Regions from separate parts of the Mus musculus genome. Here region 2 is linked to region 1. The links are chromatin loops, found by intact Hi-C in ENCODE. Cell type or tissue: heart. All regions are shown on one strand. Each heading gives the region's core, and the rest is flanking DNA. Links, peaks and the distances in the headings are about the cores only. Region 1 overlaps Arpc3 (actin related protein 2/3 complex, subunit 3). Region 2 overlaps Anapc7 (anaphase promoting complex subunit 7).

Region 1 (11,285 bases), core at 1,487-9,486:
AGCTGACGTTGGGGGCATTCAGTCAGTGAAACACTTGCCACTCAAGCACGAGCACTTGAGTTCTGTCCCAGACTTCACGAAAGTGGCCAGATGTGGTGGCATCTGTCTATAAGCCTAGTGCTGGAGAGGCAAAGACAGGAGGATCTGTGGGGCTTGCTGGCGGCCTGTCTGTCCAGGTGGTGAGCTTCAGGTTCAATGACAGCCCCTGTCCTGAATATAAAGGTGGAGAAGCAACTGAGGAGGTCACCTGATGATGACCTCTGACATGTGCACACATGAGCACCCAGATTCATGAACACACACTCACACACACTCTCACACACGATACTAATAGGAAAAAAAAAGAACCTGGTCTCAAAAAAAAGCTCTGTGTGTGTGTGTGTGTGTGTGTGAGTGAGAGAGAGAGAGAGAGAGAGAGAGAGAGAGAGAGAGAGAGAGAGAATGAGAATATGAAGATCTAAAGAACATGGGCAGGGCCTGACGGGACAGGAGAGATGGCTCAGCAGTTAAGAGCGCTAGCTGCTCTGTCTTAGTCAGGGTTTCTATTCCTGCACAAACATCATGACCAAGAAACAGTTGGGGAGGAAAAGGTTTATTCAGCTTACTCTTCCACATTGCTGTTCATCACCAAAGAAAGTCAGGACTGGAATTCAAACAGGTCAGGAAGCAGGAGCTGATGCAGAAGCCATGGAGAGATGTTCTTTACAGGCTTGCTTCCCCTGGCTTACTCAGCCTGCTCTCTTATAAAACCAAGACTACCAGCCCAGAGATGGTCCCATCCACAAGGGGCCTTTCCCCCTTGATCACTAATTGAGAAAATGCCCCACAGCTGGATCTCATGGAGGCATTTCCCCAACTGAAGCTCCTTTCTCTGTGATAACACCAGTTGTGTCAAGTTGACACAAAACTAGCCAGTACACTGCTCTTTCAGGAAGTCCAGGTTCAACTCCCAGCACCCTGTTCCAAGGGATCCCACACCCTCACACAAACATGCATGCAGGCAAAACACCAATTACACAAAATACAAATAAATTATTTTTTAGAAAAGAATATAAATAATAAAGACAGGCATAGTGGTACTGAATAGTGAGACCCTGTCTTGACAAAACAAAACAAGAAGGAGAACATTAATAAAATGAAGTAAAATTAGTAGAAGACAGTGGTAAAGTGTAATTTTTTTATTTTTTGGTTTTTCGAGACAGGGTTCCTCTGTGTAGCACTGGCTGTCCTGGAACGCACTCTGTAGACCAGGTTGGCCTCGAACTCAGAAATCCACCTGCCTCTGCCTCCCAAGTGCTGGGATTAAAGGCGTGTACCACCATGCCCGGCTCTGATATATATATATATTTTTTTTTTATGATGGGGTTTGAGGTACTGCCTACCTCTGTTTTCCGTGTCTAGTTTAGTGTGAGCGGAGGGCTACGCTTATCCACCAGCTGACAGAACGTCTCAGAATCCACCAGTTGGTTCTCTTGAGTCAGGCGCTGGCTCCCCGTAAGCCGACGCCAGCCCTTTTCTCCCACAGTTGGTCCTCGCCTTGTCTCCTGGTGACACTTGTTTTCTCTCTTCCCTGGGCTGGCCCCTGCAGGCATACCACTCTTCTCTCATGGACCCGGACACCAAGCTCATCGGTAACATGGCCCTGTTGCCCCTCCGAAGCCAGTTCAAAGGACCCGCCCCTCGCGAGAGTAAGTCTCTGGGTTCTTTTGTTGGGTTCCAAGCAGACCTGCTGACTTGAGAGCAGGGAAGAGCTTAGCTTGAGTCACTCTTCCTTGGCTTCCTGTCACACTTGACCAGGAGCAGCCTGTTGCGCTCCACAGGAAACTGGTTCAAACTCCTCCAGGATGTTTACGTGAGCTGAAAGGAAATGTGGGCTGTGGGGCGTGGCCCCGTTGGTAGAGACATGGCTTGGCCTGCATGAGACCCCCAAGTTCCATTGAGAGCCAGGGGATGTGGTACACACCTGAAATCCTAGCACTTAGGAGGAGGCGGCCGGAAGATCTGGAGTTCAAAGTCGTTCTCAGCTAGCTCCAGGCCAACCTGGGCTACTGAAACTCTGTCTCAAAAAAAAAAAAAAAAAAGGAATTGTGTTGAATTCTGGCCACAGTCCCCACAGGCACTGTCAGTTATTTCAGACTAACTGAATGGCAGGTCCCCAGCCTTCTTCTGACAGCATTGTGTGGGCATAGGCAGTACCTCGGAGGCTGAGATAAGGAGGTGGCTGGAGTCTGGTAGTTCAAGACCTACCTAAGCAAGGGTGAAACCTGTCTCCAAAAACAAGGAAAATGAACCTTTCCCCCACCAAAGCTATGACTTCTTTGGTCACCTTTAAAAAAAAAAGTCACTTGCTTTTGATTCTGACTTGTGTGTGAGGGCCCACGGGAGCCACAGCACACAGTTAGAGGTGACACCTGGTTCTTACATGAGTCCCAAGGGTCCTAACTCCGGTGACGGAGCTCTCTCTGCAAGCGCGCTTACCCGCTGAGCCATCTCCACAGCCCTCTGTCAGATTCTCACCATACCCCAGTGTTAGACCTTTCTCGGATGTGTGAGAAGGGAATCTCTCTCTAAAACCCTGGTGGGCCTGGAGGTCAAACCACTCTAGCCTCAATTCGTGGTGCTCCTCCTGCCTGCTTCCCCAGTGAGACTCCTGAGTGCTTTGAAACAGTTTATGTCTGTGCTTGCTTTTGTTTTTCTGAATTTTATTTCTTTGCTTTCTTAGTGGTTTTTGTTGTTTGTTCCGTATTTAACTTGTTTGGTTTTGGTGGTGGCTTGTTTTGCTTTCTTTCTTTCTTTTTTTTTTTTTTAAATTTTGCTTTTAAAACAAGAACAAAAAACCAGATGGTTTAAGGAAGCCACCCGAGCTCTGTCAGCTTCTGTGTGGTTAGAGCGGCCATTCTGAGGCCATGGGGCTTCGCCTGGTGTTTCACACTTTTACAAAGGGCAGAGTTGAAAATGGAAAAAGTAGCTTTATGTCCTGGAGTCCTCGAGCCCGTTGTCTGTCCTTCCTCTCTCTGACGCCCCTGGTTCTTGGTCTTCTTTATAGATGTTATCCTGTGCACACCCTTCCACCTGCTTGCATGAGGGCGTTACAGGCTGGGATCCTCGCACGGGGGAGATCGTGCGTTCTTTTCTGTTTGGGGTTTGGATCACCTTGATGGTTGCATGTTCATCCTCTTTCCTGCTCATCTCATGATTTTGTTATCAGGGGGCTGGAGAGATGGCTCAGTGGTTTAGCACACTGGCTGCTCTCCCAGGGGGCCAGGGTTCAAGTCCCAGCACCCACATGGCAGCTTACAGCTGTCTGTAACTCCAGTTCCCGGGAATCTGACGCCCTCACGCAGACACACATGCAGCAATACACCAATGCACATAAAATAAATAAATCTCTAAAAAAGATAAAAACCCTCCTGATTTCACTTACCTTCACAGCCTAGTGATGCTCCGTTTTGTATGGAACTACATTTTCATTGTCTGTTCTTCTGTTGGTGGACAACTAGCTGGGTTCCTTGTCTTTGCTACCGAAATAAAGTAGCGATAAATGCAGATGTGTAGATAAGACTGTGGCAGGACAGGAGGCCTTGGGTATGTGCCCAGGAGTAAAATAGCTGGATCATATGGGAAGTCTATTTTTAATCATCTGAGAACCCTTCAAACTGATCTCCACAATGGCCATGTTAATTTGCACTTTGACTACCAGCCGGTCAGGCTTCCCTTTCCCCCACATCCTCTCTAACATTTGTTGTCAGGTTTTTAAAAAGCATGCTTAGTTTTTTGATTTTAATATATATATGTATGTATGTATGTATGTATGTATATATCTTAAGTTGGACAGTTGTAGGGCACACCTTTCATCCCAGCACTCAAGAGGCAGAGGCAGGGGCTGATGAATCTCTGTGAGTTTGAGGCTCCTGGTTTACAAAGTCAGTTCCAGGAAAGCCAGGGCTACACAGAGAAAACCTATTTCAAAAAATCAAAAATACAAGAGAATTTATTTTATTTTGTGTGTGTGAATGTTTGCCCGTCAGGATGTATATGTACCATATTTGTGCTTGGTGTCCACAGAAGCCAAAGAGGGCATTGGAATTCCTAAAGCTGGTGTTTCAGATGGTTGTGAGCCACAATGTAGGTGCTGGAAACTGAAACCGGGCCCTCTGAAAAGCAGTCAGTGCCCTTAACCACTGAGCCTTCTCTACAGCCTGTGACTAAAGTTAGGGTCTTGCTGTCTAGCCTTGGCTGACCGGTACACCTCCTGATAATTGATTGGCCTTGTGACTCGGGTAAGGTAGTGTCTCCGAGCAGTATAAACTTGTGTATCCCTAAGATCAGGAATGTTGAACACTTTTAAAAATAGTTCCTGGCCATTTGTATCTCTTATTTTGAAAAGAGTCTGCTCATTCACCCATTTATTGATTGGTAGCTGGTGGTCTTGTTTGTGGGGGGTTTTTGTTTTGTTTTAGTTTTTGTTGGGGGGTGTTTGTGTTTTAGACAGGGTTTCTCTGTGTAGTCCTCGCTGTCCTGGAACTCGCACTGTAGACCAGGCTGGCCCCACACCAGAGCTGCCTGCCTCTGCCTCCCGAGTGCCGGGATTAAAGCTGAATTGTGATTTCTTTGATATGTGCTCACAGCTTGGTTTCCCAGTCTAGTCTGAGAAGTTTGGGATTATACACCCTTACTAATTATTGTTTGTAGCCATCAAGACGAAGTGTCCACTCTACCCTCAGCCGCACTCCGGATCCCCCATTCCATTTCTGAGGCAATTTTTCACTGTTCCCGAAGATTTTTTTCTAACACTGACAAGTCTTGAGATGTTCCGCCAACGGCGTCATCCTTTCTGTTGTTGCAGACACAGAGCCCAGACCCTGCAAATGTCTGGCCCGAGTTCCATGCCTGGTCTCCAAGCACACAGTTACAATTCCCACCTGTGTCCCCTTCCCCTTCCCCTTCCTTTTTCTGCCAGGTTATTTGACTTGACTTCCTCTTAAATGAATTTGTTTGCAACACTGGTTGAAATGTAAGTAAATTGAGTAGATCTGGCCATTCACTGCTTCTGAGAAGAAGGAGCAGGTGGGGAAAGACAGCCTTGAGGAGACCTGCAGTACTTAAAAGTTGCTGGCCAGTGAGCCCTGTCACACGGTTACAGATAACACATTGCTCTAGAAGATACAGCCAACTCAGAATGGAGAACATCCTAGCCACCTTCAAGCTGAGTCCTCCAGGGAGAAACAGAACACGTGAGGGTGACTGTCCCTCGTCCCAGAGGGGCTGGAACTGTTGGAGCAGATGTCTGAGATAGGGTTTGTCTGTAGCATGTGGGAGGCCCTGGGTTCGAGCCTCGGCTCTAGAAAAATCCTTTCCTGCTGTGCATGTATCTTTGCGTGCCTCTGTGTGCCAAGCTCTGTGTAGGTCTCCTCCGCCGTCTCCCTTAGGTGCTCTGGAGAAGTTTCCTTTCCTTAGGGGCGGGACGCTAAGGACAGGAAGGTAGAGTTAAAGTTCTGACGCTGACGCGGCCCTCAGAGAAGCACCAGCGAGGCTGTGAGGGAGTGGTAGCCCAGGCCAAGGCTGTCATGTGGTGCTGATGCAGCCAGCTGCTGCACGTCAAACCCGGGAAGTCTGACCTTTCAAAATGAAAAAGAGAGGACAGACTGCCAAAGAGATTGTGTAACGAGATGTGCGTCTGTCACAGAGTGCTCTGGCTTCCCTCAGTTAGTGGCAACTTAGAACCTGCTGGATTTAAGCCATGGTTTTCATAAAAAGAAGGAAATGTCCCCGATGTCCCTAAATAATTTGAGCATTTCTCCTGAGATGACAGTGCGTGGGCTCGAATAAAATTATATCAACACTTGGTTACACTGTGCTCGGGCTAAAGGGAAGGCTCAGAGGTTAAGAGCACTTCCTGCTCCTCCAGAGGACCTACATTGGCCTCACAAGCACCTGTAACTCCGGCTCCAAGGGACCTGGTGCCCTCTGACCTCTGTGGGTATCTGTGCACATGTGGCATACGTACAGACACACATGTAAGGGTTTTGTTTCCTTGGGTTTTTTGAGTTGGTTTGGTTTTGGTTTTGAAGACAGGGTTTCTTTGTGAAGCTCTGGCTTTCTTTGAACTCTTGGAACTCGCCTTGTAGACCAGGGTGGTCTCCAACCAATGGATCTACCTGCCTCTTCCTCCAGAGTGCTGGGAACAAAAGTGGGTACCACCACTGCCGGAATGTGTGCTGCACGGTTCCCTGGGAGCCCAGCAGAGGGCGCTAGATCCCCAGGAACTGAGCCCAGCAGAGCACCTGCAGCGCCTTCCTTGGTTTCCTTTATCCAGGTCTCAATCTTGTGCGGTAGGCTTGGTTGCCTGTGCTCGCCGCCTCTGGGTGTGAGGTTTGCCTTTGGTAATGGTCTCTGCCTTCTCTTGTCTCCCGCTTAGCCAAAGACACGGACATTGTGGATGAAGCCATCTACTACTTCAAGGCCAATGTCTTCTTCAAGAACTATGAAATTAAGGTAACTTCCAAGGAATGCTTAGTTTTCAGAAGGGGATAAAATTCTACCTGGAAGTCAGGTTGCTGTGAGGGCTAAATGGTGAGGGTGACTGTAGGATTTGAGACGAGACCCTGAGGAGGGTGCTGTGTTATAGTTTCTCTTCCTTTCTTGCTTTCTTGCTATCTTGCTTTCTTTATTTCAGATTATTTATTGTAGGCTGGGTGTGGTGGCACACACATTTAATCCCAACACTCAGGAGGCATCCACACAGGTGGATCTATGTGAGTACAGGACCAGCCTGGTCTACAGAGTTAGTTTCAGGATAGCCAGGGCTACACAAAGAAACCTTGTCTTGAAAAACCAAAAAGTCAAACAAGAAAAATTTAATGTGTGTGTGTGTGTGTGTGTGTCTGCGTAGAAGAAGGAGTTAAATCTCATGACTCAAGTTAGAAATGACTACAAACTACCACGTGTGTTGTGGGACAAACCCAGGTCCACTGCAAAAAGCAATCGCTCTGAGCTGCTGAGCCCTCACCTCACCCCTTCGTGCATTTTGATTCTTTCCGTTCTACACTTGTTACCGCTGTGCATGCCAGACGACCCACTGCCTGTTTTTGCAAATAAACCTCACTGGAGCACAGCCGTGCCTGTTTGTTTATGCATTCGCTGTGTCTGTTTTCGCACTGAACCGTGACTGACCAGTCACAACTGGTCATTAGCCACAAAACCTAAACAGCTCATTATCCGGCCTTGTCAGGGTTTGCCAAGCTCCGGTCTAGACGCATCTGTGTGTATTCAGTATTGATTAAGCACCCATGACATACCAGACCCATGTGCCCTGGTCCTTCCTGGGACCTCGCCCTCCTTCCCCTCCCTGAGGAGGGTGAGGAGGGTGGCCAGGGGCCTGGCTATAAAGGGGATGGATGGTACGAGACACACATTTCCTGAGCTACTGTGGTGAGCCAGGCACAAAGAAGGGCAAAGGATGTTCTTGACTGTGCTGTAAACTGTGTGGCTTCACCTTCTGCTCCCCTCAGGGATAGCAGAGTCCATCAGGTGTGGACTCTATCCAGTGCTGAGCACCGTGTCTGTAACCAACAGCTAGCCTGTGCTGTGCCAGTGAGAGCTGTGACAGGGACAGGCTAGATGCAGGGTTCGCCTGTCAGGAGCCAGAGGCTTGAAGGTTGTCCAAGAATGAGAGGCCAGCCAGGACTGTGGAGCAGAGACCCTGTCTCAGAACAAAGCAGAGAGCAGAGACACGTGTAATCTTTATCTGACTATAACTGTAAAACTGGGCACAGGCGACTGACATGTGATCAGTAGTCACCAGCTGTCTTCAATTCTTCCAGTCAGTGGAGATGTTGGGCCTGTGGAACTCTCCCAGAACTTGTCACGTGCAGTGGCTCCTTCCACTGCCAAGGAAGGGATGTATCTGTTCTCAGAGACACTCATGGGGAAAAGTTTTTTTTTAAAGTGAGCGCCCAGCTCTCCATTCTCCACCCTACACAGCATGAGGAAGGGGCTGTTGGCCAGGGCAACTGCACAGCTGGGTTTGGGGAAACTGGGCACCCTGTGGATGCCAGTGCGTAATGGAGGCAGAGATGCCCTGAACGGTCCGCCTCATGAGGTCATTGTGTTGTTTCTTCCCCCTTGTAGAATGAAGCGGACAGGACATTGATCTACATCACACTCTACATTTCTGAGTGTCTAAAGAAACTCCAAAAGGTAATGAGACTTGGCTTTTCACACACGAGGACAACAGCGAGAGATAGGCTAGCCCTCGCAGCCACCCGGGTCTGCCAAGACCCGAGGACAGGCTAACGTCTGATCTCTTCTGATGTGACCCCTAGGTGACTGACACGGAGGCAGAGGGCTGGGAGGTGTAGAGTGGACAGCAGCAGACAGCCGTGTTAGAGTCTCCCCCGTGTAAAGGCCTCAGCTGTTTCAAAAAGCTGACTCTGATGTCCATATGTATCTCTGCTTCAGACTTTAACTAGTAAGACCCTACTGTAGGGTAGAGGCGCACACCTTTAATCCCAGCGCTCAGGAGGCAGGAGCAGGTGGATCTCTGAGTTCGAGGCCAGCCTAGTTTGTGTCATGAGTTCAAGGACAGCAAAAGCTACATACTAAGGTTCTGTCTCAAAAAAATAAAAATAAAAGAAATTACTGTGTGCATTTATGAAGAGAAATGTGTGCCTATGTGGCAAGTTTGGTTTTTAGTATTTGAACTCCTGCTTTCCACTGCAGTAGTTTCTCTGGGCTTATTCCTTGGGAGCAGTGTTGAGAGGGCTGCAGGTTCAGGCACTGCAGACGGGCACTCACAGAACACCCACCCACGCGTACACCCCTGGCAGCTGCGTGCAGTGAAGGGTTGTATTTGGAGACTTACTCTCACGTACCAACGGTGTCCTTTGATTTTAGTGCAACTCCAAGAGCCAAGGCGAGAAGGAAATGTACACGCTAGGAATCACCAACTTCCCTATCCCCGGAGAGCCTGGCTTTCCTCTCAACGCCATTTATGCCAAGCCTGCGAGCAAACAGGAGGACGGTAAGAACAAGACTGGAAGTGTGTGTGTGTGTGTGTGTGTGTGTGTGTGTGTGTGTGGGCAAGTCAAGTGGGTGTGAATGTACTTGTGTGCTTGTGTGCTCCGAGGCCAGAGGTTGGTTTTGGGTCTTTGGTCACTGTCCACGTTGCATATCTAGGCAATATCGAGGCAAGCTCTTTCACTGCACATGGAACTCACTGACTGAGCTCGTGTAACTGGCCAGCTTGCTCCCGGGATCCCCCGGCCCTGCCCCTCCTAAGGGCTGGCGCTGCAGGCAGGCCAGCCACCGTGCCCACTGTACTTGTATGTGGATGCTGAGGATTGTTTCTCTGGTTCTCGTGCACGGCAGGCTCTTTCTCCTCTGAACCATCTCCCCGGCCCACTGGCTGGTGCTCAGATTGACAGCGGGGTGCTCAGCACACGCGTGTTGCCTTAACTGTCACAAGAGAGCTTGGGAACAAGTGTAACGAACATGCAGAGATTGTTGAACTACTACCAAAATGAACGTAGTTATGAAACCATTCTGTGTCAGCAAGGTGGCTCAGCTGGTAAAGGCAGCCGCTGACAAGCCTGACGGTCTGGGCTTGATTCCTGGGACCCACACACACAGTGGAAGGAGAAAACCACACTCCTGTAAGTGCGCGTATGCGTGCGCGCACACAGAGGAAGAGAGAGAGAGAGAAAGAGAGAGACCAAGACGACCAAGAGGACCAAGACCATCTAGGCCATTCTTTCTTGTCCTAAGCTGTCTGAATGTGTGCAAATACTTCACCAAGGTCAGTGTCAGACAGGCCATGGTTAGGGCCTCCTCACACACAGATTTCCTGTATTGCAGAGATGATGCGGGCGTACCTCCAGCAGCTGAGGCAAGAGACCGGACTGAGGCTGTGTGAGAAGGTTTTTGACCCTCAGAGTGATAAACCCAGCAAGGTGAGATGTCCCCTTCTGCCTGTTTAATTGGAGCTGGAGCCTCTGGCCCGTGGCCTTCTAAACCGCTGAAGTCTGCTGTCGAGAGCGATCATTTCTGCCTGCTCTGGAAGACCACGGCTATCGTTTATGTATGGGCTGTGTAGCCATATGTCCACAGTCTGTGGCTGTTGGTCCCTGCTGTGAAATGGCATGGCATCTGTATGTGATGTAAATGCCATGTAAAATGGAAATGGTGGCTCTGTTGCATCAGGTACAGAACAGTCACAGGGAGCAATCTGTGTGTGTGTGCGTGTATGTGCATGCATGCGTGTATACAGTGCGTGTCAGGGCCCCTTGGTTGGGGTGGGGGGGGGGGTGAACAATGGCCCAGGCTGGACTTGAGCTAACTGTGTGGCCACAGGTGACCTTAGCTCCTTCTGCCTCTGCCTCTAGTTCTGCAGTACACAGGCATGCTACCGCGTCTGCCTCACATGCCTTCCTGCCCGTGGGTGGATGTGATACGAGCCTCACGCCTGGGGAGGGCCAGGTGGACGCGTCTCCCTGCTCTGTGGGGTCACCTTTGAGTTCAGTGGGAGGTGTCTGCTGTTTACACTGTTGTTTGTCATAGAGAGAGGCTGGAATGCTGGCCCGCGCCCACACTTGCACTGTGCCCTGACCCTGAGCATATGCTCTGTCTTGTGCCTTTGACAGTGGTGGACTTGCTTTGTGAAGAGACAGTTCATGAACAAGAGTCTTTCGGGGCCTGGGCAGTGAGAGGAGCCTGGGCAGCACCATCACGTGGAGACACATCATAGGACACACAGGCCGATGTGTCTGTTCATACCTACCGTATCAAGGAGAGAAGAGAGCCTGTCTTTGCTGGAAAAGCTCTTGGTCAAGAATTGGGAGGGTGGGTGTCGGGTGATTTCGATTTTTGGCAGTTTTAAGCTGGTACTTAATATATAATAAATGTCACTGCTTATGTTAGACATTGAATTAAAACATTTTTGAGAAAAAGCTTACACACACTGTACCGTGTATGGGAAAGGGTGGTATATTGAGGGATAGGGCTTGGTTTTCTATTTATGGTTTGGTTTGGTTTGTCGTTTTTGAGCCAGCCTCACTGTGTAGCCCAGACTGGCCTGTAGCTCGTTTTGTCTCCCAAGTGGGTCTTAAACCTAAGTCCTCCCACCTTGACTCCCTGTCCTGGGATTGCAGGAGTTCTCCACTACGCTGGGCTCCATCAAATCCTTTCAAATAATGAACAGTTTGGTGGTTGTGAGTATGTATGTACAGTTTCATAACCATGACGTACATCTAATTCTACAACGCTTTTATTACCCCCAAAAGATGTGC
Region 2 (11,285 bases), core at 2,018-10,017, 49 kb after region 1:
CCCAATGACCAGAAGTCTCTCGAGGGGATGCAGAAGATGGAGAAGGAGGAGAGTCCCACGGATGCCACTCAGGAGGAAGATGTGGACGACATGGAGGGGAGTGGGGAAGAAGGGGACCTGGAGGGCAGCGACAGTGAGGCAGCCCAGTGGGCAGACCAGGAGCAGTGGTTCGGCATGCAGTGAAGGCACAGTGGCAGCGCCTGGTGTTCCGAGAGTGACAGATGCTGTCGGAAGTGTGCTCACAGCAGGGCTCCCTGCCTGTTTCCAAGTAGTAGTCGGGACTGGTGTCTACCTGTCTGCTTTGCTGAGGACTGAGCGAGTTCCAAGCTGCAGACTCACCATTATGGATGGTTCTGACGTACCCAGTGGACGATGCCTTTTTCTCTTTATGACGGGTACACAGAACTGAGCCATCCTCTTAAGGGCACATGCACCTGGGTGGTCCTGCCAGAGGGAATCTGGTTCCTGGGAGTCAGGGTCCTCCCTGCCACACTCCCTATAGTCATGATGGTCCGGATGCGGGTACCGTGCTTCACGGACTGCAGAGCAGCACTTGGCCCCAGTGGGCAGATCTGAGGAGCAGATGATGGCCACACACAGGACAGGCTCACCTAATAAACTGTTCAGTGTGGTGGCACATGACACCCTTTGAGACTCTTCCTTTTATCGCCTTGTCAGAGGCAGCCATGTGGGCCTAGACAGTTTGATATAAATATACTGTCTTCTCCCATGTGCTGGGCGGCCGAGCCCCGAGCCTGTCACATGAACCAGCCTGGCTCTTCACTGAGATGCCTTCAGCATCTGCCTGCATTATTCCTCAGCACCTGGGAGCAGGTCGACTCGCCCTCCGTCCTGCATCTGCATCTCGCGTGTGATGCCTTTCAAGATGCAGATCAAGGTGCTAGGAATGTGAGAGGTTGATTCATTGTGAATAATCAGAACACTGTCAGCGCAGTAAGAAGTGGGACAGGGTGGTCTGTCTGGTGGAGACACGTTCTGGAAGCCTGCACTTGAGAGGCAGAGGCATGACAGTTGAGATGTGCTGGGCTGCATAGCAAGACTTGTCCTAAGATACATGATAAATGGACGAGGTCTCCGCAAAGTGTACCAGTGTGAGCTTCAGCCTCTGCACGCTAGCTGTCCCAAGCCATCTCTGAGGCTCCCTAGGCAGCATGTGGGTGGGGCTTTTCCTGGCTTGGCCTCACCAGGAGCCCCACTGACCAGTCAGTGCTGAGAGAGACGGCAAGACCCCTTCAGCCACAAATTGAACCCAGTCCACCCTCCTGTCTTCATGGCTGGCTGAATTCCCACCGGTCGAGATGGATCCCCCTCTCCCTTCAGTGTGCTGGGATTCCTCCCCTTCCTCCGTGTCCTCCATTGCTACTGGGAGCCTTTAGGCCAGTGTGACCCCTCCATTCCAGCAGCACCAGCCACCCCTCAGTGTGCCTTAAACAGAGATGAAAGCACAGTGGCCATGTGGTTTGGGAGCCCCGTGGCTATCCACTTGAACATTGTTCTAGGAGACCAGGGTAACCTGAGTGGGGGTGTCCTTTAACATGCACGAGGGCCACAGGGACCTTGAGGCTTTAGTGTGTCATAGTTGGGGTGAGGACAGTGCTCCCACCTAGAGTGTGAAGGCAGCCGCTCTGAATGCTGTCTGCAGCCTCTGACTCTGGGGCTTAGGACTCTGCAAGCACGAGAGCCCGGCACAGCGCTCTGACACTCACAGCCACTGTTGGTGTGAAGAGACACCGTGAGCATGGCAAGTGTTTAATTGGGGGCTTGCTGACAGTCAGGTTCAGTCCATGATTATCATGGCAGGTAGTGTGCGGCTCGCAGGCAGGTTCGTGAGGCTTGACTCATTTATTTATCCTATGTTTTTCTTGCTGTGTAGACCAGCAGTTCTGAAGAACTCTATCCTGATCCATAGGCAGAGTGAGCTTGGGCCCAGCATGGGTTTCCTCCAACAAGGCTACACCCATTCAGTCCTTCCAAATAGTGCCATTCCCCGGGAGCTAAAGCATTAAATACACGAGCCTGGGCCGGCCGTGGTGGCGCACACCTTTAATCCCAGCACATGGGAGGCAGAGGCTGGTGGATTTCTGAGTTCGAGGCAGCCAGGGGGCTACACAGAGAAACTCTGTCTTGGAAGAAAACAAAACAAAACCACACCCCACCCCCACGAGCCTGTGGGGGCCCATTCTTAGTAAAACCCTAACAGATACCATTGGTATGATGCCTGCAGCGAATCTTCACTGGTGGGATCTACAGCCCCGCCCTTCCCATGGGCTTCTCCCCACTGCTCAGTCCCTGCTGGGCGTTGGGGTCTGGTATGTGTGGTCCATCCGCAGGACCCGTGGTAGCCACATACCTGTTTCTGAGCCTGCCTTGGGAACACGGAACCAGCTTCAGTTTCTGCCCTGTCTAGCTACCCTCACACTTAGACCCTGGTTCTCAGCACCACAGACTTTGAGGTTTGGGACCCTGGACTGCGGAATGAGCATTTTCACTCTGCCCAACTTCCTGTTGTTGGCAAGCTGACTGGACTTGAGCCTGAGCCCAGAGAGGCCCTGGAGCGCCACCCTGTAGACCTTTGTGAGTGGAGAAAATGGGCCTTAACTGGCCTCACCTGTGGTCTCTGGGTTTTACAGCTTAAACCCAGCTCACCTGGGGCCATCTCCGGCCGGTAGTGTCACACTGTTAAGCTGCCAGCATAAATCCAGCACAGTCACTACAAACTCTGCCGAGACCAGTTCTCAGGGGCCACATCATTTGCTGATGACAGACAGGCCAGACTGGACATAGACCTCACCGTGGTCTCTAGGGAGGCGGCTGAGGTAAACATCTTGTTCAGACTTGCCATCCCACCCAGGCACGTCCTTCCCCAGGGGCAGAGGGTGAGGCGTCAGCTGCCACCACTTTCTTGGGGAGGTAGAGGGGCACAAAGGGCTGGCTTTTGCCATCAAGCTCCCTCCATGCCTGAATCAACTGTAGATGTGCCCAGCATGCTTCGGGGTCAGGGCCAGGGCATGGGGTTTGCCTTGACTCTTAAATGTTCGTCATTGGCAGGATAGAGTTTATTTTACAAACCACTCAGCACCTACAAGTCTAAGAAGAATCCAGAACTTTACAGATTGCCTTCCATATGGCCATCAGTAGGAAACGGTGATTGCTAAGTATCAGTAGGATGGAAAAGGCGTGGCCGTGTGGAAAATTCTGGTGGACCCAAAGTCTCAACACTCAGTTGGACCCCCCATTCCTATTTTGGGGTAGATGCCCAAAGGAATAAAAGCTCAGACAGGGACTGGACACCTGCATTCACCGTTGACAAGAGGTAGGAACAACCCAGGCTTCTAGTTAAGAGTGTGTACACGGGATGGTTGGGTCACAAAACTGGAACCACTTTGAGTGCACTTTGAGAGTGTTACACTAGAGGAGAGCACTCAGTCACAGGACAGGTGATACATTGGTTCTGCTCATCCCAGGCACCTGGGAGTCACAGTCCTCTCACTGGGCCAGGGAGAGCTGCAGCTGGGAACGCTTCAGTACTGTGGGCAGCTGTTACACAGCGAGGCCTAGGCCTAGGAAAATGCTGTAAAAAGCAGTGAAAAGTTATTGGATATTTTTACCCTTAAACGTATAGAGATAACTTGTGATTCCCCCAGCTAAACCATTAACACAGTCTGTGAAATGAACCATCTGTGCCTAGCATACAGAATGGAATGAAAATCCAGGCTCTGCTGGACCTGGGTCTCTTGGGCTGCTCTGTCCCCTGGCTACATTTGTTAGGTGGTGTGCAGAGCCCCTGTGTGGCCCTGGGCTGTTGCTGGATGCTTGTCTGCAGCCTAGTCTGTGATGTCAGAGACACTGATCTAACGGCCCCAGGACAGGAGGCGGCCACATTCTTTTTTTTTTTTTTTTTCCATTTTTTATTAGGTATTTAACTCATTTACATTTCCAATGCTATACCAAAAGTCCCCCATATCCACCCACCCCCAGCGGCCACATTCTTGTGGGCTGGTATATGCCATGAGCTCATTGTGGATGTTGGCAGTCACTCTCCGGTGACAGACTAGAACCCTTGCTGTCCCAGGACACTCCAACCTGCCTTGGCTTAGGGTTTACCAGACACTTAATGTGTGGGCCTCTGGGCTGGCAGCAGCTCACCCCTGAGGTCACATGCTGTGGCTCTTCCAACCCAAGACACCTCTCACCCTCAATGCCCTGGCTTTGTCTTCTGAACAGTTGTCATGCCCGGCCTGGCTGCGCTCAGGCTGCCAGCCAGTCTGGCCAGGGTGGTGGCGTCTTGAGACCGGTTCTCCCACAGCTTAGATCTTTAGAGCCTGTCTTTATAAACAGCCCTCTGGCGGCTTCTCTAAGCTCCCAGCTTTCCCTTCTTTGGGTAAATCCCTAGCAGCCTGTTGCCGAGCGTGGAGTGATCCTTCTTGGAACTTTCCAGCGGGCTGGCCAGATGTCTGCTCTATAAGAATATGGTAGCCCAGGCTGGACCAGTCCCCTTTGTGTCCTATTCCAGTTGTACCATCTCCCTATGCATACTCATTCTTTTTTTTTTTTTTTTAATTTTATTATTTATCACATGTAAGTACATTGTAGCTGTCTTCAGACACTCCAGAAGAAGGCGGTCAGGTCTCTTTACAGATGGTTGTGAGCCACCATGTGGTTGCTGGGAATTGAACTCAGGACCTTCAGAAGAGCAGTCAGTGCTCTTAACCACTGAGCCATCTCTTCAGCTCCCACATACTTGAGGTATGTAGGGTTACAAATGAGGTTGGGGTTACAAATGAGGACCCTGTTTGAAGTGGCAGCCATTCCTCACCGGTGCTGGGAGCTGCTGGTGACTGTTTTCTCAGGCCTGAGGTCGCAGGATGATACTTCCTTGTGCCCAGCTCTGCCTTGGAAGAACTCATTCCCCCAAGGTGGTGCTAAAGTCAGACCACCTTGCCTAAAGGCTGAGGGGTGGCTCCTGGATATGTTTCTGTGGAGGAGGGCATGTGAGGCTCCTTCGTCCTTTCTGGTCTCTGCCAGGGCCTTCCGTTCTCCATGCCTATGGCCCTCTGTTCTGAGTGTCAGCACATCCCTGGGGACCTAGGCTAGAGCATGTGGCTGGTCCTTTGGGCTCGAGCCTCCCATGGACATGATTGACCTCTATCTGTAGGCCAGGCCTGCTTTGGGGAAGGCTCGGATCTCCTTGCTGCTGCCTTTAGCCAGACTCAAGGCCTGCAGAAGCTGAGTTTTACAACAACTCATACCAACCCCTCAGCACAAAGGGCTGCCTCTGTGAGCTCGCACACAGCAGGGTTTTGCCTCAGGACTTGAGTGGGAACCAGAGAGAGCAAGAATGGCCATTACCCCTCGTGCCATTAGAGGGCAGATTGGACCTGCTACCTCCAAGCTCAAAGCCACGGAGGACCCTCCCAGTGAGTCCAGAGCTACCACTTCCCAGGGGATGCACAGTGGTTTCTTTCTCTCAATTTATTTTTGGAGCTAGGATCTCATATGTAGACTCTGTAGACCAGGCTGGCCTCAAACTCACAGAGATCTGCCTGCCTCTGCCTCCCAAGAGTTGGGACTAAAGGCATGTGCCACCACCATCCAGACAGTGCTTATTCCTTAAATAAAGCTGTAGTTAGGTGAGAGGCCTGGACTTCTCAGCATTTGGGAGGTAGAAATAGGAGTCAGGGCCACCTCAGCTACATGGTAAATGTGAGGCCAGCCTGGGATGCACCCTTGGGTGTCTTACGTCTGCGACTCTGGGAGCAGCCATACTCAGATTCTCAGCTGTGTCGTTTTATTGTTTTTTTGTTTTGTTTTTTTTTCAGACAGGGTCTTCCTATATAGCCCTGGCTGTCCTGGAACTCGCCACATAGATCACCAGGCTGCCCTCAGAGCCAGAGATCCTCCTGTCTCTGTCCCCCGAAGGCTGGGATTAAAAGCTTGTGCCACTGCAACTGGCCACCAACCCTCATTTTAAACTCTGGCGTTTGTACATAGAAAAGGAGGATTAAAGTCAAGCCGTACAGGGTCATAGATCAAGCACTTGGGGACATTTCCACCTTCACGTTTTATAATTGCTACTAATTTTCAGGGTCAGTCGCTCTCCACAATGGTGGGGCTCCGAGCACGCACTGATGCTCTCTTTTCCCGTCAAGAGCACAGCTGCTCATTGAGCCAATGCTGGGGTGGGGGTGGGGCTTTTCATAGAAACAGTGAGCAGAGGGATGCGTTGGTCCTAGAGTGACATCACAGAGTTCAGTGTACACATCACATGGAAACCTCTGGCTCAGGTCCTCCTAGGTCTACCCTGCTGCTGCATCCACGGCCACTGCTGCTTCTGTTCTCTCAGCGGCTCCTCTGGGACAGCAACACAGATGTCCAAGCCGGAAATGAACTGTTGTCTCCTTGTCCTGGATGACAGAGGTCTCAGGTCACCTCAAGTCCACCTATTGTCCCAACTGAGTTATTATGGTCTGTCTGAAATACCTTGTCACCTCAGTTCTTTAATTTTGTGCATTCTTTCCAGGTTGCTGAAAGTCCCCTCTGGTGGCTTCACGGTCATTCCTGAAAAGGATTCCTCATCCCCCCCCCCCCCATCTGTGAAAGTTTTTCTGTGTTCTGCAGTTTACCTTATCTCCACGATGTGCGGTTTTGAATCCTGTGTGGAAGTTATGTTTCCAGTTACAGGTCATGATCTTTTGCCAGTTCTGGAATATTCTCTGCTGATCAAAGGATCCATCTTTCTAACTCACAAGGGTGAAGTGACAAGGGAGTGCTTGATGCTCTCACCTGCATCCAGCTGTCCATGGTTCCTGCTAATTCTTGCTAGTGTCTTCTCACCAACCTTAGTTGCTGCTCTGTCCCTAATGCCAGCCCATCACCAAGTCCGGGATTTCTGTGGCCACCTTTTTTTTTTTCTTTTTTTTCCCCCACACACTTCAGATTTTGGATTATCTTGAGGTGTTGGGGTACTCAACAGTAGTTCTTCTTTGGAGTTTTGTCAGATGTTTTCCTGGCCTTGGCCTGAGGTGTGAAGCATTCTAAGGGACCAAAGGTGCTTGCCTGGCTGAAGTAGCACCTGCCTGGTATGTGTTTTGTGGCCTTCCCTGCCCACACTGTCCAGCGTCCCTTGGGAGGGGTGCCACCTTCACCACTGCTGGTGAGTTTGCGCTATGCAGTGCTTGCTGTGCCCTTTTAACCTCTGTTCCTGCCAGTGCCAGCCTGTGATTATTTGCACTTGTCTTGGTCTTGTCTCTTGCTATGCCCCATACCGTTTGGAAAGTGGTCTCAGGAAGTCTGGATGGGAGCATGCGTGATCCCTGCTGCTGGGTGGACATTCTGTCAGGAACCTGCCGGTGCTCATCTGCCCTAGTGATTGGAGCTAAGCCAGAATGCATCCATGCCCACTCAATTTGTGACTTGATGGTTCTCACCTCCTAAACCCCCAGCCTTTGTAATCTGCTGCCTGTATCTTGGAGTCCTTTGCTTACAACCTTTGAGACAAGGAATTGATTTATTTTTGTTTCCTTTAAAAGAGATTTTGGCCAGGCAGTGGTGATGTATGCTGTTAATTCCAGCACTCAGGAGGTAGAGGCTGGTGGATCTTGTACAGCTCCAGAAAGGTGGAACCAGCCTTCTGTACGGAGCTATTTTGGGCAGAATGCGCATCACTCACTTCGATTTTTTCCATGGTTTGGATATTCTAATCAGTGTGTTCCCAACCTGTAGACTTTGACCCATGAGGGGTGTTGAATGACTCTTTGACAGGAGTCTTTTAAGACTGCCCTGCATATCAGATATTTGTTACACTAGGAAAATCAGTTTATGAACAACAGTAACATTAATTTCATGGTTGGGGTCACCACACGAGCAACTATGATAAAAGCGTCCCAGCATCAGAACGACTGAGAACCTGCTCTGGATCTTGTTTATTGGTAGCAGCCATTATTTCCAGTCTTTGTAATAGTGAAGTGGGAAGCCAGGCATGGCGGGCCCACTTGGGAGGAGGTGGAGGCAGCAGGAACAGTTGAAGGGCAGGTTCAGCTATATGCTGTTTGGGCCACAGCCTGGGCCATGAGGCTCTACCTAAAAAACTAAAATGGATTCTTCTTGTCTGGACATATTTGGGAACTGCAGCGTGTTGTTGGGTTGGGCCCTTAAAAATAGATCTGAAGCTAGGCATGATGCAGGCCTTTAATTCCAGCACTTGGGAGGCAGGAACAGCTTTTGAGATTTAGACCACGGCATGAGACTTAAAAAAGTGGAGTCTGGGGATAGACAACCTCCTCCAGAGTGGTGAGAGCGCATATCCATCCCTACAATGCCATTAGAGGGTACTTCTCTGCTCAGTTACAAGAAATCTGTTTACTTGACTCTGGAGTGTAATCACCTGTCTTCTGGCTAGGATTGTTGTCTTCTTCCGTCATTCCCCCCTCCCCCTCAGTTTCAGGTCTTGCCAAGAAAGGCAAAGTTTCCTCCTTGTATTTAAAAAGACAAGGATGTGAGAGGCTCCATGGTGAGGCCTTGACTAGCACACCCACTGTTGAGGGCCTAGTGCTGTGTCACGGGTGCTGGGTCTGTACTGACCCTCAATGCTGACTCCTGCTTCACGCTCCGAGGCTTCTTACAGCTACACACTCGATAGTTTTGCTTCTCTACTGCAAACCGTGCTGTAGCCCTGTGAGGCCTAGAGTGGACCTGCTAGGTCACGAAGGGCTTTGGACTTAGGTGACACCCAGTTGTTCTCCAGGGGGCACTGGGCTCCCACCAGCCATGGAAAACGCACAGCTTACACAGGACAGCATCCTGCGCTCATGACTTTCTCTTCCAAAGTGTAGACATTAAAACCCTTTAATCCATTTGCACTAGATTGGGCCTAAAGATATAGAAGTGTTTCTGCCAAGCACAAGGGCTCAAGTGGCCTTCAGACCTCCTGCTTGGCATACTTCATGTCCATGAAAAACAAGCCTATTAGATTAAAAGAATTGTGTTGACATCTGGTCTTAGAAGTTACTAAAGGTTGCTAAGAACAGGATGTCTGCTGGGCGGCTGTGGTGCGTACATACACCTCGCAGCACTTGGGAGGCAGAGACAGAGTTCCAGGCCAGCCTGGTCTTTATTCCTTCTGAGAAATTTCTTCGTTGAATATGAGCTGAAGTGTTGGGGACAGTGATCCTGTAATTCTGAAATGTTAGGAATAACTCGAGTTGTTTATTCTGAAAGGGGCAGGAGTGGAGGTCAGAGGACAAGTTTGTGGATGGAGCTGGTTCTCCCATGGGTTCTAGGAGTCAAGCCCAGGACTCCAGACTCATCTTAAGGGAAAGGCCTTTACCTGCTGAGCCATCTTGGCCCTGGATGCTGTCAAAAAGCTGTCCTATTACAGGAGCTGACAGGACTCATTTGAAGCTTATCTCTGCCAAGTAAGGCCAGAATAGCAGTTTAAGGGAGAATTCAGGATCCTTTCAGGTCTACTTCTGTCTCCCGTCACAGTCACTTTGCATCTGAACAGTCACACAACTCCCGAGGCTAGTCACGTGTAGACTTCTAGTCTGAGCTGAAAAGGCCTGATTTCTGCTGAAGGTCACTGTGACACGCATTCTGCTTCCCTCCAGGTTAACTACAAAACCAGTCTCCCAGGGAGGCCTCAGTGCCCGTCCCCACCCTCCTGTAAATCAGCCACAGCTCTGCTGAGGGTTTATCGTAGAATAGATTTATTTACCTGAAATCATGTCTGTGCAATACCTGTTACCAGCACAGAAACTGACCTCTATTTACAGACTACAGTCAAACATGCGCTGTGAGAAGCTGTGAGCAACTGAACTGACGCTGAGCACTTTATTACGATAAATGCACACAATACTTGTATTGCACCAACATCTGTCTACTGCTTCTGACTTCATTAAATAAGTTACAATAATACAGTGTGGAACAGCTGGCTGCACACCTAAACAACTGAAGTTAGGACTGGAGGCCTATGTTGTAACCATTCAGCAGCTGTAGTGTTTTAAATGAATTTATAAATAAGCAAACTGTACAGGGCCCATTAGAAAGCATGTTTCAATGTCACTGTAGAGCAATCTGGCCACTTACAACTGAAGGCATGCATTACAATTATCATACAGTTAGAGAGGCTATGACATTTTGCAGAGAAATGTGGAGACTTGGCTGATGGCTTCTGTTCTTGGATAAGGTTTCAGAACCTCCTTCTCGCAGCAAAGAAACCAACTTCTCTGGAGAGGCTCTCTGATTTGTTATGCTAAATTGTACATTTGTTATTATTTTGATTGAACAGCTAAAACCCCACTGGTAATACACATTTCCTCCACATCACACAGTGAGTTGGGGACTGTTTCTATTTTTCTTTTCCCCAACCTCAGTCATGCAGAGGGCTGGTAGATGTGTTGCTAACAACGCACATGCACGCACCCGAACACCCTTATATTTCTGCAAATGGTTTAGGAAGCGGTTACTCCAGTATTGCTGAAAAGGAAAGAGAGAGGAAATCAGCTTTTCGAAACGTAGAGCAATGTTAAGACACAACAACAGGGACAGACAGAAAGAACACTGCATTTGGTCTAGATGCAAAACCAGCATTTCTGACGGAGTGTTCCAAGTGCTTGCTGCCCAGGCACATCTAGAAGCAGTGGCTTGGTGACTGCCCTGGGCCGCCTCCTACCAAAGTTCCAGGAGGCAGAAACTAGAAGGCATGTCAGGTACAGGGCTGAGAGCCATGCAGAGGGTGAGGCAGGTGGAGCAGTGAGTGGCATGGCACCAGGGGAGAGGCCTTCCTGTCCCTCCCTGTTCTCTATGGCAGCCAGTCCTGGGCTACAGGCTCAGCTCTGCTTTGAAGGTTTCCCAATTGCAGGGGTCAGTCCTAATGGAGTTTGGCAGCTCACGACAAAGGGCAACCATGCTTTTTGGCTCTGCGGCTCTGCAGGCACCGAGCCAATGCTGCCATCTTAGATGTTCCTGAGGCCTGTGCCATTGTTGGGGCTGAGACCCTATTTTGAGGGTGCTGTGATAGCAGCTGCTGTGAGATGGCTAGCCTTCTCCAGCCTTAGTAGCCCTGCTAGCTCTCCGGGGAGGCCACCACCTGAATTTTGCTGAGTGGGCTGCAGGGTGGAACCTTTAGACAGCTTTGCTGAAGAGGCCATTCCGGGAAAGTTCAAGGCTGGGGTCCAGGCTAGACTGCCCTAGTGGGTTGAGCATGATGCTGACACAATAAATGCTGTCCCTTCTTGAGGGTGCTGGGTGAGAGCAGGGCTGAGGAC

Evidence for each region. Peaks named below come from ENCODE experiments on the same cell type or tissue, not always from the same donor. Only the 100,000 strongest peaks of a DNase experiment are listed, where the experiment ranks them.
Region 2: it touches region 1 in a loop (2.2-fold over the local background); 2 of 42 quality-filtered maps call a loop at or near these places.

What each region holds. Positions count from the first base shown.
Region 1 is chr5:122,395,229-122,406,513 of GRCm38, forward strand. It overlaps Arpc3 (actin related protein 2/3 complex, subunit 3), which reads left to right. Exons shown (of 7, transcript NM_019824.4): 2 at 1,589-1,688; 3 at 6,419-6,495; 4 at 8,131-8,199; 5 at 8,896-9,022; 6 at 9,856-9,950; 7 at 10,641-10,953. The coding sequence ends at 10,703. Among named protein-coding and RNA genes, the nearest start is that of Gm32853, 7.6 kb to the left of the region's middle. In heart, for the core only: no CTCF peak of the experiment used is centred there; DNase peaks (open chromatin) are centred at 1,803, 5,593, 6,223, 7,753 and 3 weaker places; H3K27ac peaks cover 490 bases.
Region 2 is chr5:122,443,811-122,455,095 of GRCm38, forward strand. It overlaps Anapc7 (anaphase promoting complex subunit 7), which reads left to right. Exons shown (of 11, transcript NM_019805.4): 11 at 1-1,102. The coding sequence ends at 183. It also overlaps a transcript of Atp2a2 not described here. Among named protein-coding and RNA genes, the nearest start is that of Anapc7, 27 kb to the left of the region's middle. In heart, for the core only: CTCF peaks have their summits at 5,387, 7,135 and 7,339; DNase peaks (open chromatin) are centred at 4,211, 5,145, 6,341 and 7,231; H3K27ac peaks cover 1,616 bases.